Linked DNA regions of Homo sapiens: regions 1 and 3 are each linked to region 2. Evidence: chromatin loops called from intact Hi-C (ENCODE). Cell type or tissue: heart left ventricle. All regions are shown on one strand.

Region 1 (5,000 bases), 460 kb after region 2:
CTTAAGGAAAGGATCACTGCTTTTCTTTTTTATTTTTTTAAGTGAAAGCAAGTTTATTAGAGAAGCAAAGAAACAAAAGAATAGGCAAAAGCAGCAGTGTGGGCTACTCAACTAATTATACTTGTAGTTATTTCTTGAATACATGCTAAACAAGAAGTGGATTATTCATGAGCTTTCTAGGAAAGGGGTGGGCAATTCCCATAACTGAGGGTTCCTCCCTCTTTTAGACCATATAGTGTAACTTCCCTACATTGCCGTGATTTGTAAACTGTCCTGGTGCTGGTGAGAGTGTCTTTTAGCATTCTAATGTATTATAATCAGCATATAATGAGCAGTGAAGACAAGCAAAGGTCACTTTCACAGCCATCTTGGTTTTGGTGGGTTTTGGCCTGCCTCTTTACTGCAACTTGTTTTATCAGCAAGGTCTTTGCTACCTGTATCTTGTGCTGACTTCCTATCTCATCCTGTGACTAAGAATGCCTAACGTACTGGGATCACTTCTTTTCATATATGAGTTGACCACTCAGTAAAGCATGAATGCATAGGCTCACATTCCATTTAGACTATGGAAAGTGTTTTCTCCACTAAATATACTATTCAGTTTGACCTAGACACTTTGAGAGGTGGTAGATTAACAAATAGATTCAGTTAGTTGTGTTTTCCCTTAGAAGGACAATTCTGTGGTTAAAGGGAGGGAAGGAATATGAGAAGGGGCAAGATGGGCTTCATTCAGGTAGTGAGGATACAGGATATAATCACGACCTCTGTGTACTTTTGGATGAAAGGGAAGAAATTAAACTGGCCATGATATGGAATTAATTATGCATGCCACTTGAGTCAGAATGTTAGCTACAAGTACTAAATCTGTTAGAACTCCTTGATTTGGTGAAAAGAACTAAAAGCTATTGTCAGTAATAGGAATAAAAGCTGCAGCAATATTGCTGTATGAAGCAAGGGCTCTCAACTCTTATTCTAATACTTTAACAATGCGACTTTAGAAAAAATACAGCTTGTCTTCAAATTGTAATCTTTTTCTATAGAGTGTTTAATTTGCATCTTGGTAGTGGAATGGCCGTTGTGCCCTGAAAGATCTTCCCCAGGCCACACCAGTCCTAGAGAGCCAGGGAGACCACGAAAGACATAGCAACAGTTGCAATTATCTTTGACTCTTGAGCTCCTAGCCTGTGAGTGCGTGCCACTCCTAAAAGTCCAAGTCCTTTTCATTCATCCCAGGGGGCTCCCATGCTCTCCTAGTTCTTTGTTGGAATTTTCTGCCCCATCCTCTGATAAGCTGTACTCTAGCAACTGCTACTTCAATCATGCTGGTCCTCTCTTTCTGGACTTCTCTCTTCTCTCTACTTACTCATGCTCAGAGCTCACCAATTTGGAGCTAGGACCTCTCCTCCCTAGTCTTTAGAGTTAATCTTATTAGGCCCCAAATGGCATAATTCTCCATTAGTTTTTATACCCCTTCCTACTGAGAGGACCTGAGGTCAGCTTCCTTCAGATTGAAATCAGAGACATTTATGTCATACACACAAAAGTATCTCTCCCCCAAAAATAATCAGCATCCTAAACTGAAATATGTGTCTTTTCAATAGTCTCCTATATCAAGGTGAGTTTTCTTACTACTCAGTGTGCTTCTAGAAGTTCCTGGAGCCCCAGAATCAAAGGATCAGTTCTATAGTTGTCTCCCCATTTCTCCTAGAAGCCCGCATGCAAATACCCTGATCTCACAGCATTCCCAAAATGTGTGAAGATTAGGCTTCCTCCTACCCAACACCCTACCATCCTTTTCTTGTTAAGGTGAAACTCTAATGTAGCCTGAACTTGGTGCCTTTGAAGCTAATGGAGGTGAAAAATTATAAAGCTCAAATTCGCAGCCCAAAGCTACTTTTTTATTGCAGAATCTGACATGAAGTAGAGAAACATCCTACTGGTGAAAAAAAAAAGAAATAAACTAAAGTCAGTGGTTTGGTCTTCAGTAAATACAAAAGAAAAAAAACTGACCATGAATCAGCTAACATTTAGGACTTCTCTGTAGGAGTTGAATATTTCTCCCCAAATAGAGAGGTCAGTAGGCTGCCATGTAACATCTATTCTATCAGCTGGAACATTTTGCTCTTTAGTAGAATAAAGCTTGTAAATAAACCTAAGCTCTGAGTTGTTTCCTAAGGGGAAGATCATGCAGCCTGCTTTGGTGGAATGTCAAGACGTAAGGGGAAAAAAGAGATCATCAATAAACAAATGCACAGAACTGAATTGTTACATTCTTTTTTGTGGACAAACCCGTCTTTATTTTGAGCCGTATGTTAGGGAGTCACTGCTTCTCCTTTTCATAATTAACTTGGCACTTGGAGGCTACCATTTGTAATGGCATGTAAGAACCTTTCTGTACATTTCCCCTGCTGTGTAGCCATGGGGTATCATTTGTTTACATTCCATTTGTCATATGTACATTTGTGCTTAGTAGATCCTAGGATGGGGGAGAAGACCCAGTAGTCATACAAAGCTCAGGACAAAACTGAGGGGTGTTTACCTTGCTCACTTAGAAGTGAGCTTACTGCCTTCAATAGCTCTGGGAAACATAATAATGTACTTACTCCATTAGGCCCCAAAAAATGCATTTCCTTGCTTCCTCACACAAACAGATTTGGTAAATTCAAAGAAAGGAAAATTGATCTGCCCCACACCCTAAAAGGTTGTGATTTTTATTTCATTCATATTCATTTCCAAAAGAGCTATATAAATAAAGGGTGGGGATAAGACTATAGCTTGATAAAAATCAAATGTCAAACGGACAAACCATAGTATGTTAATAAAGCCTTGGACAAAATTAACACGAGATATTCATCTGGTTTGACCTTTGTTTCTCAACTGAATTACTGTTATTATTCTATTCAGGGACTCCCTTTAGAAGGCTGGTTACTATTGCAATACCAAAATAGCTTAGGATTTCATATTTAAGAATTCCAAGGCCTGTGAGGAAGAGTAGACTGCTCTTTGGAATTTCACTCAGAAAGAAATTTACACTTAAATTGCTTTTAAATGTTTTCTCTGAAGTATTTTTTATGTTATGAGGTTGAAATTAAATACATACAAAGGAATATTTTTGTTGCTGAGTTTTTTTTTTTTAAGTGGCTGATGGCCAACTAATGTGGGTACAAAGTGGCAGCTCCCTATGTCACTATCTGGGCTATGCTCTAGGCCTTCAAATTTCACAGGAAGTAAGGACTCTAATTAACCTCCAGCTCTAAAGGAGTTCCTACAGACCTGTTTGTGGCAACTATATTTCTTGGAACTTAATATTCTTTTAAATCTCACCCTGCCCACACCACTGCTTCACTGCATAATGTAATTCTTTCAGTCTTTACCCTGGGCACCCATTAAGCAATCTAACTCCTACAGTTAGAATCTCACCAAAAGGAAGAGGAGAAGAGGGAGAAGAGAAGGGAGGGGAGGGAAGAGGAGAGGAAGGAAAGAAAGGAGAGGGGAAGAAAAGAAAGAGGAGGGGAGGGGAAGGAAGGCTATAAACCCAAAAGAATTTCACTTTGCATGACAGATCTAATGATGAAATAACAAAGATATTTTATTTTTTACACTATGCAAGAGTAAAACTCCTAGATGGAAAATGTGTGGTTTTATTTTTTAGTTTTCGCTTTCAAAGCCTATCTAAGGCATGCAATAAACCCTGGCCCCTACAAAGTATTCATCTCTCCAAAGAGAGGCCATTAAAAATTTTGGAAGTAAACTTTCAGTTGGCATCTTTCAAAATACTTATTTCCAAAAATCTTCAAGCTAGAATTACAATTGTCTGGAACCCAATCTGTTGGTAAATGAAACCTCAGAGCCTTCACTCTTAATAGTGAAATGGACTGAAAGGCAGACACACTGACAGCTGGCTCATTTCTTGCTTTGCCATGTAAATCCACTTTAACATAACTGGCTTGCACCCTAGCCTTCAGAGTGATGGCTCTGCCTAGAAACCAATCTAATTGGATAATCTTATACGATATTTCCATAATGACAAAGAATCAGACCTCAGACCGAGCCCTCCAAGATTTCCATAGGGAATCTAATGGGAAGACAAGGAGTGTTATTATTTAATGAATTGGCTCCTTGCCCAAATCAGTCAGTCCATCTATGCCTCAGTTTTCTCATACTGGAAATGAAGATATCTGGTAGCTTCTTGGTTCGTGGGGAAGAATGAGACTCTGGTCTTTCTCCCAAACAAGTCAATTGCAGTATTAGGTTATATATGTTAAAAGAGGCATTCAGCAAATGTAAAAGCACTGAAAGAAATAATAATATGCCTGCAAGATTTAATATACATTTCTAAGAACTGGACTTGTACAATAAGGTAAATAGTAATAGTAAAGTTGCCATTTATTAAGCATTTATTGTAGCCTATTACCATCTTTACCTAAATACTAATTTAATCTTGATGAAAAAAATTTTTGACATATTTCTTATTCCCATCATTGTACACCTGAAAAAATGCACTCTCTCAGATATTAAGTGATTTTCTTGAGTTCACTCATCTACTAAATGGAAAGGTTGGAAAATAAGCCAGTACCTCTGATTCCAAAACCATCTACATTCATTAACTATCTAATGGAAGAGAAACAAGATTTTGATGTACATGAATTAGCTAAGGATCATTAATAGACACAAACATATTTATAATATATATGTGTATATATGTATACACATAGAGTCTTTGAATATCACATACCTTACATAATAACCTGGGGATGTATAAGCCTGTTCATGGACAATTTGGTAAGATGTCATTCCATTACCTACTAAAAATTCTGCACCTAGAAAAATTATTCAGTTTATCTATAATGATCTAGAAATTCAGGGGCTGTGACTGTGCCGTGTCCCCCTTACTTCCCTATACCTCCTATCCCGGAATCATTCTCTTGGTTAATTAACTCTTACTTGTCCAAATCTGAAAGACTCAAGCGCTCAGGTCAACTGCTATCTCTGCTAGGATG
Region 2 (5,000 bases):
AAAATATTGCCCATGATTAGTAATCTGCTTACATCTATTGGTAAAAACCAGAGAAACAAGATTTTGAAATATTTCCTGGATAATTAAATTTTTAAAAAATACTTTAAATTAAAGAGTTAACTAATAGTAATCAAAGCCAAAATCGATGGAATGCTTCCTGTGTGCAGGCCATGTGGTTAGTGCTGGATATGTAGCCATTATTATTATTCATTGCACTATAGAGAGTCAGTTACGGTTCAGCATGAAACTTTGGAGATAAGATTGCCTGAGTTTGAATCCCAGCTCTGCCATTTGAATTATTTCTTTGACTTTGGGCAAGATACTTGGTATTTAACTTTATCAGTCCTTGGTTCCTTTTCTGTAAAATGCGGTTGTTGTAAGGATTAAGGGAATTAAGATACATAAAGCAATTAGAAGAGTGTCGGGCACCTAGTAAGTGCTTTGTAAGTTTTAGCTACTACTATCATCACAGAGGACAAAACTGAGGCACATAGAGATTAAAAGATATGCCCTAAATCGTGCGCCCAGTGTCTGGAAAGATACAAGGTTTTGCCCCACCAGTGTGCTAGAACATGTATTAGCCAATATGCCTCTAATATAAGAGAAGATTGGCAACACCATCTGCTTATTCCTACCCCCACTGACAGCACTGGGGGACCCATCCCTGCTTAACCACACTGCCCACCTGTCCACGGTCCTGGATTATCCATACCTCTCAGGGTTATCTCTCATCGTAATAATCATTGATTTATGTATTGAACTCCGTCACGAGTCTACTTGAGTTCCAGGACGATATCTTATTTATTTTTGCTTTCCTAGCACATTTTGGTTAGCAAGAATTAACAAGGATGATTTAAAAAAAATAAGGGTGTGCTAATATTTCCAACTGTCCTATAAAACGATTTTTGTTAAACCCATTTAACAGATGAAGAAATCGAAATTCTAAGATCAAGATCTCACGGTTTGAAATAGCCATACTATTGGAAACCAGATCTGAATCTGAAGCCTGTGTTTTCTTCACTATAATGACCCACACATGTGCTCAGGGTTGTTTGTGCATTTACTGACTGAAGACAGACTGTGAAAATTCCACCAAGAGACATAACGGAGTGTTTTCAATGTATATATAGGCTAAGGGGAGATTATTTTTGCAATAACTCAAGTATTCAAATGAGGATTTTTCCCTTCAAATAGTTTTGGTCTGTGTTTTTTTTTAAATAAGGTTAAATTTTTTTCAGATTGATTTTATAACTTCTCTTTTATAATTATTTTTGTGGAAAAATTTAAAAATGTTATGAACACTAAGAATAACAATATTATACAATGAAAGTGTATAATAAGGAGAATTTCCTGGTCAGGGACTGGGTTAAAACTTCCTTCAAAGGGAGATATCTGAACTGAGAACCAGAGGATGAGTCCGTGTTAACCAGGTGAAAAAGGGAAGGAAAGAATGTTATTCCAGGCAGACGAAACCATTTGCAAAGGCCCTGTAGCAGGGGACACCATCCTAATGAGGAGGAATAAAAAGAATAAAGGTAACGGGAAGCAGAATGGTTCAGGAGGGGCTGAAAAGTAAAAGGCAGACAATTCATTAATTTTGTAAATATTTATGGGAAGCCTACCACACCCCTGCTAGTAATGTAGGTACAGAGGAATAAAAAAGTAATAAAGCATTTTTCTCTCAAGGAAATTCTTAATCTGGCAAAAGATGGCTAAACGCACACACACGCTTACCTCTAGATATAATGCAATGGAAGCGGTATTGTAATAGCAGTAAGAACAAAAGGCTGTGGGAGCACAATAGAAGGAGAAATTAATTGTGATTAAGGAAATATCAAAAGAAGGAATTGGCCAATATTTTATTGGGTAATTGACATGTTAGCTGATCCTTAAAGGTATTCCAAGCAACAGCATGAAGAGAAGCACCAGGTGTAAATAGTGGCCAGAAGTCTATTAAATAATAATTTGTTTGATGGATCTGTTTATTTTAAATCTCAGAGGAGGTTCTATTCTCTGCAGAAAGTAGAATTAAACTAGAAAGCAGTAACAAAAAGATAAACAGAAAAAAACCTTAATAATTGCTATCATGTATATAGGTGTTAAAACACGGTTGCGAAAACAAGTAATCACAATGAAAATTAGAAAATGTTTGGAAATAAATGTTTGGAAATAAATGATAACATGGTTGACATATCAAAATACATAACTAAAGTTATGCTTAGGTAAAATGTGCAGGCTTATGTGCATATGTTAGAAAAGAATATTGAATATCAACACTCTACATATCTATCTGAAGAAGCAATGAGAAAAGCAAATTAATCCAACGAAAGTTGAAGAAAAAGATGACACAGGCAGAAGCCCAATGAAGAGAAAACAAACATAAAATTAATAAAGAAGACCAAAAGTTGGTCCTTCAAAAATAAAACACAATTTATAAACCCCAAGGTCAAGAAAAAAAGAGAAGTCAAAAAAGTCAGAAATAAAAGCCAGGATATTACTTTAGATTTTATAATTGTTAAAATATAATAGAAAGATATAAACAATGTTATGTCCGTAATTTCAATATTTAAATGAAATAAGCAAATACCATTAAAATATTATTTTTTAAATAACGAAATAAGGATGGGAAATCGGAATTGTTCTATATCTTAAGGAAAAAAAGAAATGAAGAATCTCTTTATAGAGGTAGTTATACTCTTCTTTCTGCTTCCTACTAGCCAAAAGGTAACAATGTTTACTATCTCTCAGCATTTCTCAATTGCCGCCACTAGGTGGCAAACGTTTCCAAACTATTGCAGGAGCCTGCAGTGACTATCAGAGTTTGTTGGACACCATTTTGTGTGCTCCCCAACAATCACAAATAGAATATTCTAAAATGGTCTCATTATTGTCATTATAAGCACTCTCACTGTTTTCATGAAACAAAAGATAGCAGCAGGAACAAAACTGCACTGAAAAAAATCTAAACACAGGTTTTATTGCAAGAAATTGAAAACCTACTCTAACAATAGAACCTTCCACTTCAGGCTCAGAACAAGGCCAGCGAAGTGGAGCAGGCCTATCACAGATTCCCATCTCCATGACAACCTTTTCAGTTCCATGCACAATTAAAGCTACAGTATCAGTTTTTTTCAGGAAAAAAAAAATCTGAGTCCTGGCTAGTATTCATTTTTTATAATAGATTTGAGAAATTAAATTGATTCTAATTAGTGCAGCTGACTTAGTGGGTAATAATAATTCATTATACAAGCAGCCCTAACTCTCTTCTCCAAAAGCAAATGAAAATATATATTTTGTATGGTTTAATGTACTATCATTATCACTATCCTTTTTAGCTTTCTTTGACAACAGCTCTTTTGTGCCAGGCATTCTCGAAAATCCTGGCTTAATTCCCCTTCAGGCTATACTTGTGGATAAAAAAAAAATCTGTTCATTTCATTAGCAATTAGATTTCAGCCAGATGGTCTGGAAAGTGTTGGGACTCCCTCAGAATCCTGGAATAACCTTTTCTCCAGATACATGCTTCCTTTCGTCTTCTGAAGACATTTCTGGAGTTTTTAGTTGTTACTGAAAAAATGGGTAGAGCTCAGATTTCTGCTGCCCTGAAAGAGATTGTTCAGAAATTTTGAAGAGTTAAAATATATATATTCAAAGTGTTAAAAAAATGCAACTTGTAAAGAAAATTTAGTGGATCAAGAGTTTAGCGTATGGAGAACAAATGATTGGTGGAGGAATTTATGACAATAACATTTTCAAGTACCATATATGAAGATATTTAAAAATAGAGTGACCAGCTATATTTTTCCTTTTTAAAAAATTAATAAAGATATAAAAATGGGATGTGAGTTTTCATGTTATTTCATATAAGCAATAACATGAAAGACTAGTTGAGTTTAAGACATTTCTGAGATTCCTAAGAATGGAATCAAGGTGGTAAAACATTACCAAGAGTTATCATAGAATACTATGCCATGAAAATCATAAACATGTATTTTTTTTCTTCTTCCTAGAAATGTGCAAGTATAACTTTTCCTGAAATCAGACGACTGAGGCAGGTGACTCTTCATGAACCCTTTCATTACTAGCATCTTGTGATTTTTATAGGCATGAAATGTAGATACTATGGCACTGTTGCTTCATTCATTTTAACCATCTCTAACACCCTATGATGATGACCGGGAGAAATAAAGCAGCCAGTTTGCAATCCAGCTTACTTGTGGATAGATGTTGTCATTGCTTGAAGAAAGTATGATTACTACTACCTTTTTGCGTGGTCAAATTGAGACAAAGAAAAGTTAAGTGTCTTCCCCAGCACTAAGTCCAAGAGAGATGACATATGTTTTATGTCTGTCCAGCATGCCTTTGGTCAACCTCATTTACTTCATTCTTGCCTGGAAATGAATGGGGCTGGCTCAACAGTGGACATAAAACGGATGCCTAGACAAAGAGAAAGCTCTATCTCCTTGCCAAATGTTACATTGAGGAATGGGCATGGGTCATAGCTTTGCCAAAGAAAATTGTTTCCTCCCAGAGAACTCTGAAGCTATTGAGAAAGACATAATTTCTTTTTTTCTTTTTCTTTTCTTTTCTTTCTTTCTTTCTTTTTTTTTTTTTTTTTTTTTTTTTTTTTTTTTACTGAATCTTGCTCTATTGCCTGGCCTGGAGTGCAATGGTGCAATCTCGGCTCACTGCAACCTCTGCCTCCCGGGTTCAAGTGATTCTCCTGCCTCAGCCCAGCCTCCCGAGTAGCTGGGACTACAGAAGCGTGCCACCACGCCCGGCTGATTTTTTATTTATTTTTTATTTTTTATTTTTAGGAGAGACGAGGTTTCACCATGTTGGCCAGGTTGGTCTCAAACACCTGACCTCAGGTGATCCACCCGCCTCAGCCTCCCAAAGTGCTGGGATTACAGGCATGAGCCACCACACCTGGCCAGAGATAATTTCTTTTTGCTTGTAGGGCAAACATAAACCTGAAGTTATTGTCATCTTATAGGGAG
Region 3 (5,000 bases), 560 kb after region 2:
AACTGATGTGTTTATAAATTGCCTAGGACAGTACCCAACAAGAAACAAGCCATCAACAATGGTAGGTGCTTTCCTAACATTGCTGATCACCAAGAATGGGGAAGACAAGGAGACATCAGGGGGCATAATAAAAAGTTCAGTCTTTTAGATGTTGCTTTGTGCTGTCCAGGAACACACATCTGGACGAGACCAGCCTGCAGCTGGAAATCACAGTCTGGAGTCCAAGGGAGTTCAGGATTGGGGACATCCTGGAATTGGGGCATGGAGAGATCATGTATGGAATAAGATGATACAGCGCAGTGGAAGGAGAAGGAAGGAAGCTAATGCGCATACTTGATAGACTTTACATTATTTAACAAAATATCTCAAATAGGAAAGAGGTATGTACAGTACATCTTCACTTAAACTCATAGGTAAGTTCTTGAAAATTGTGACTTTAAGCAAAACAACATACAACATGGCCAATATTCTTTCCTCATCAATGTCATAACAAAACGATATTGAAGGAAATGATATTATTCAAGGAACTGCTGTATGTAGCCTCACTTAAAGTCAGAGGCTCCAAGAACCTATTGACGACATGAAGTGAGGACTTATTGTACTTGGAAATTCAGTTAAAATTCACACATTAGCAAGTCATTATTATCAGAAATAGGGTAAATTACACATTTTGATTTTAGTGATGAGGTCTAACATACCAAAATAATTGCTAACATTAATTTACAAGCCAAATTGAAAAAGGGGTATAATTTAGGTTATCGAATGAGTATTCGTGACATCAGATACCTTCAGTATTTAAATTTACATTATACACTCCAAAGAAATAGCAGGTCACAAAAATACCTGAAAGTTTTAAAAGTAATAACCAAAAATAGAAATAACCACTTAAAAATATATTTTGAGGATGATTCATTTCCCCCAAGTTAGTCAAACAGGTGTACAGATTATTTTAATCATTAAACAGGATTTCTCTGTAAATCAACTGCACCTGCGTAATTAAGCCTTTTTTGTAAACATTTTTGAGGAGTACTATACTGGAAACAGATAAGATTTCTAAGTAAGATAAATATATCTTGAATTAGAGAGAAATGCTTTTGTGCCATCAATGCCTACAATTTAGAACAGAATAACTGACCTACCTGTGGGCTACTCATTACCATACTGAATGCAGTAACAGTCTTTCCCTCTTGCTTACAGGTTTTACGTAACCAGTAAAAGGAAATGTATCCGTATACTATAGCATGAATCTTGGCTATAAAGTGACTGGAATAAGTTGGATTTTTTTTTAAGTGGCTAGAGCATATATCTAAATGAGTGCTGTAACTCAGAGATGAACCTTAATGAAACTATACATTCATTCAACAGGTTAATCCTTTTTGGACTCATTTTCAGAATTTCCTTTCTAGCCAGTTTTATCACATTCACATGACAGCAGCACTACCACCACCTATCATTATTGCTTTATAGTCACATTTTATTTTCAACTCAACCTCATTCACCTTATACACTAAACATTGTTCATTTTTGCCAACACTAAGAATATCCAAAAGAATATGCTACAGGTCTGATGGCAATCACAAAAGGAAGTGGGGAAGATGTTTTGAACAATCAGCGCATCAGCTGAGCAAGTATAAAATTTCCTATACAAGCAACTTGGAAGGGGAAGGATTCATTATTTCTTATATGTTATTTTTTTAAGTACATGGTATCTTTTGTATCTCATAGACTTAAGGTATATCTTTTGTTTAATGAAAGAAGATAGAAGTGCATTCTAGAGGTGTCTAGTGAAATATGTAGGTCATATATACATACTGAAATGGTATCCTACATCATTCTCAGCAAACTATCGCAAGGACAAAAAACCAAACACCGCATGTTCTCACTCATAAGTGGGAATTGAACAATGAGAACACATGGACACAGGAAGGGGGACATCACACTCCGGGGACTGTTGTGGGGTGGGGAGAGTGGGGAGGGATAGCATTAGGAGATATACCTAATGTTAAATGACCAGTTAATGGGTGCAGCACACCAACATGGCACATGTATACATATGTAACAAACCTGCACATTGTGCACATGTACCCTAAAACTTAAAGTGTACTAATAATAAAATAAAAATAAATAAAATAAAAATAAAAAAGAATAAAAAAAAGAATTAGGACAATTAAAAAAAAAAAAGAAAGTTAGTTACATCCAGCGTCTTACAATACTTGCAAACACTGCTCCAGGACCAATGTGATCAAGTGCACTTTCAGGACGAGCATTAGTTTTTCTATTACAGCCATGTCAGAGTTCCTTTTCTTTTTCTGAAATATGATTCCCTAAAGAAGTGGTGTTAAGTTTAAATCCTGATAAGAAGAAAACCCTCAAGACAAGAACGCCTGTGCTAATAAGGGGCTTTCTCCATTTCTGGTCATCCCTATGCCCCAAGGCCCACTCTGCTTGAACAGGACTTATACACGTCCTGGCCACAATACTCTTCCTGCTCCCTAGGAAAGCGAGATGTTTATGCAGGCCTCTGCTCTTCCACACCACAGCACAAGGCTGCCACCTACAGAATCATTTAATCCATTTCAGCACTACCCAGGATGAGTGAGAATCGGCTTAAAATAAATGCTGCCTTCTGCTGATTTGACAAAGGAGCCTACTGTAATACATGCTGCCTGGATATACAAGTTTAATTCTCTTTTTAGGAAAGGCACTGATGACTACTAAAATAGGACAAAAGAGCAGGAACACATGTTTTAGTTCTGGCCACTTGAATAAACAATTCTGGTTTGAAAAGCATTACAAAAAACATGACATTTTATGCAGAACAACTTTTCTTAACTGTATTTCCTGCTTTATCGCAAAGAGACAGACAGACATAAAATGGCAAATACACTGGAAATAAAATGATCTTCCAAACTTTCCTTAGGACAGCCTGTTCTTGGAAGTAATTGCCCAACTGTTAAAATCATACAGTACTCAAAGCCGTTTAACTTAGAATCTGTTCTAAGTTAGCTTCTCCTGGATGATCATTTGACCCTGGAACAAACAGTTTCAATGATTCTCCTTTTGGTTTTTTGTTTGTTTGTTTTGGGGGGGTTTTTTTAGATGGAGTCTCACTCTGTCGCCCAGGCTGGAGTGCAGTGGCACAATCTTGGCTCACTGCAACCTCCACCTCCCAGGTTCAAGTGATTCTCCTGCCTCAGCCTCCCGTGCAGCCGGGATTACAAGCGCCCGCCACGACGCTAGGCTAATTTTTGTATTTTTAGTAGAGGTGGGGTTTCACCATCTCGGCCAGGCTGGTCTTGAACTCCCGACCTCGTGATCCACCTGCCTCGGCCTCCCAAAGTGCTGGGATTACAGGCATGAGCCACCATGCCTAGCCGTGATTCTCCTTTTGTTACCACTTATGTAAGTGAGAGGTACCAACCATCCACTGATCATGAGACAATGCAAAGGATAAATAGCCTTTACTGGGGCCGCTCATTTCAACCATCACCGATTGGTCATCTCTTGTGAAGGACAAGAAGACACAGGAAGCCTCCTTCTCTGGGTCACAGTTCAAAGGACTCCTAATACAGAACTTCTTGTTCCCACAATCTGAGGCACTGAACTAGAAAAATGACAGAGGAAAAAAAAATCTTAATTATCAAACAAGCAGTTCATTGGCAATGACAGAAGAATAACTACCTTCAAGTACGGGTAGCTCCCAAATTAATGAGAATACCTTTCCATAATAAGCATTCAAATAAGGAAACAAAAGACACATCCCAAATTAAAAATGATCGGAGCAGTAGTTAGGTTATGAACTTTTAAACTTAATTAATTTTAATTAAAATTTGGAAAACATACACTTGTTGGGCTGTAATTGTGCAAGGGTATTAAAGCTCCTGTAATACACAAAACATTTCACATTAAGTAAGTTTTGGAGCAAAGTTTCTGATAGGTTTTGAGAAATTTTTGAGTTAATATTTCAGTCCCTAAGACTTAAATGACACTAACGTTCCTGCCTAAAGGGTATCCTCTAGTTCTCAGAGATGAAGATTTAAAAAGCAAACAAATAAATACTTAGAAAGCTATTATATTTAGGTTGTGGATTCTGCTTCTAGAATTCTGATTCAAATTTCGTACTAAAATGACATAAGAAAAAAATGGTCGCCCCAATTTACCAGCATTCCAAATAACCATAGTGATTTATTGGGGGGAGAAATAAGCAACAATCGGATGACTTAATCCCGAGCTTCTTGATAAGGAATATAAGACGAAGAGTCTTAGAAAAAAAAATCAGCTGTATAATCTGATAAATGAGCAGACTTTGTTCGAATGCTGTGACAGTAAATTTCAGAAGAGAGCTAAACATTATGTAACTAGAGTTCATGGAAATGTAAAGACAGATCATACTAGGGTGAAGAGAACAAGCCACTGGGGAATTAAGAAACTTGGACTTTGGTCTCTGCTCTCCCCTTCCCTACATCATGTTTGCCAAAGGACTTGTTCTCTCAGGATCCCTGAACCTTCAACTACACAACAAGAAAACTGTAAGAAATAGACCCTGAGGTATCTTCGAGCTCTAAAAATGCTATAAACCTTTGACTCTGAATGAACCTCCCTATAATTAGAGATTATAAACATGGCACAAAGACACAATAAAAGTTCCAACAAGAGCCTTTGATTGAATATACGGAAAGACAACAATATTGTCAACAGATTCCTACTGGGAAGCTCAGGTCCAAACTGACTGTGTATTTCCCTAAAGCAGCTTTTAATTAAATAAGGATTAAGCCTAAACTGAGAGCTAGTACAAATAACAGATCTAATTGTATGGTCAAACGAAAGTGCAACAATCATAATAATGTAATCAAATATAGTGCCCATATGCTATAAGACGTTGAAGAGAAGGAAAACAAAATAAGGAGCAAAGCGCATTACTTTGTCTTCTCTATGTGAATAAAAAGGTACAGAAGGATAATAAAAAGAAGGAAAAAGAAAAGGAACTAATGTTTACTGAA

What was found. Hi-C counts contacts between places; a loop is a spot of excess contacts. Peaks named below come from ENCODE experiments on the same cell type or tissue, not always from the same donor. Only the 100,000 strongest peaks of a DNase experiment are listed, where the experiment ranks them.
Region 1: it touches region 2 in a loop (3-fold over the local background); 3 of 110 quality-filtered maps call a loop at or near these places.
Region 3: a loop joins it to region 2, with 5 times the contacts of the local background. A loop is called at or near these places in 12 of 110 quality-filtered maps.

Annotation. Positions count from the first base shown.
Region 1 is chr1:99,632,981-99,637,980 of GRCh38, forward strand. No RefSeq gene overlaps it. Among named protein-coding and RNA genes, the nearest start is that of PALMD, 11 kb to the right of the region's middle. In heart left ventricle, no CTCF peak of the experiment used is centred here; no DNase peak of the experiment used is centred here; H3K27ac peaks cover 891 bases.
Region 2 is chr1:99,177,688-99,182,687 of GRCh38, forward strand. No RefSeq gene overlaps it. Among named protein-coding and RNA genes, the nearest start is that of PLPPR4, 84 kb to the right of the region's middle. In heart left ventricle, a CTCF peak has its summit at 2,767 (motif pointing right); no DNase peak of the experiment used is centred here; H3K27ac peaks cover 547 bases.
Region 3 is chr1:99,734,665-99,739,664 of GRCh38, forward strand. It overlaps FRRS1 (ferric chelate reductase 1), which reads right to left. Exons shown (of 17, transcript NM_001361041.2): 7 at 3,422-3,604. Among named protein-coding and RNA genes, the nearest start is that of FRRS1, 29 kb to the right of the region's middle. In heart left ventricle, a CTCF peak has its summit at 2,545; no DNase peak of the experiment used is centred here.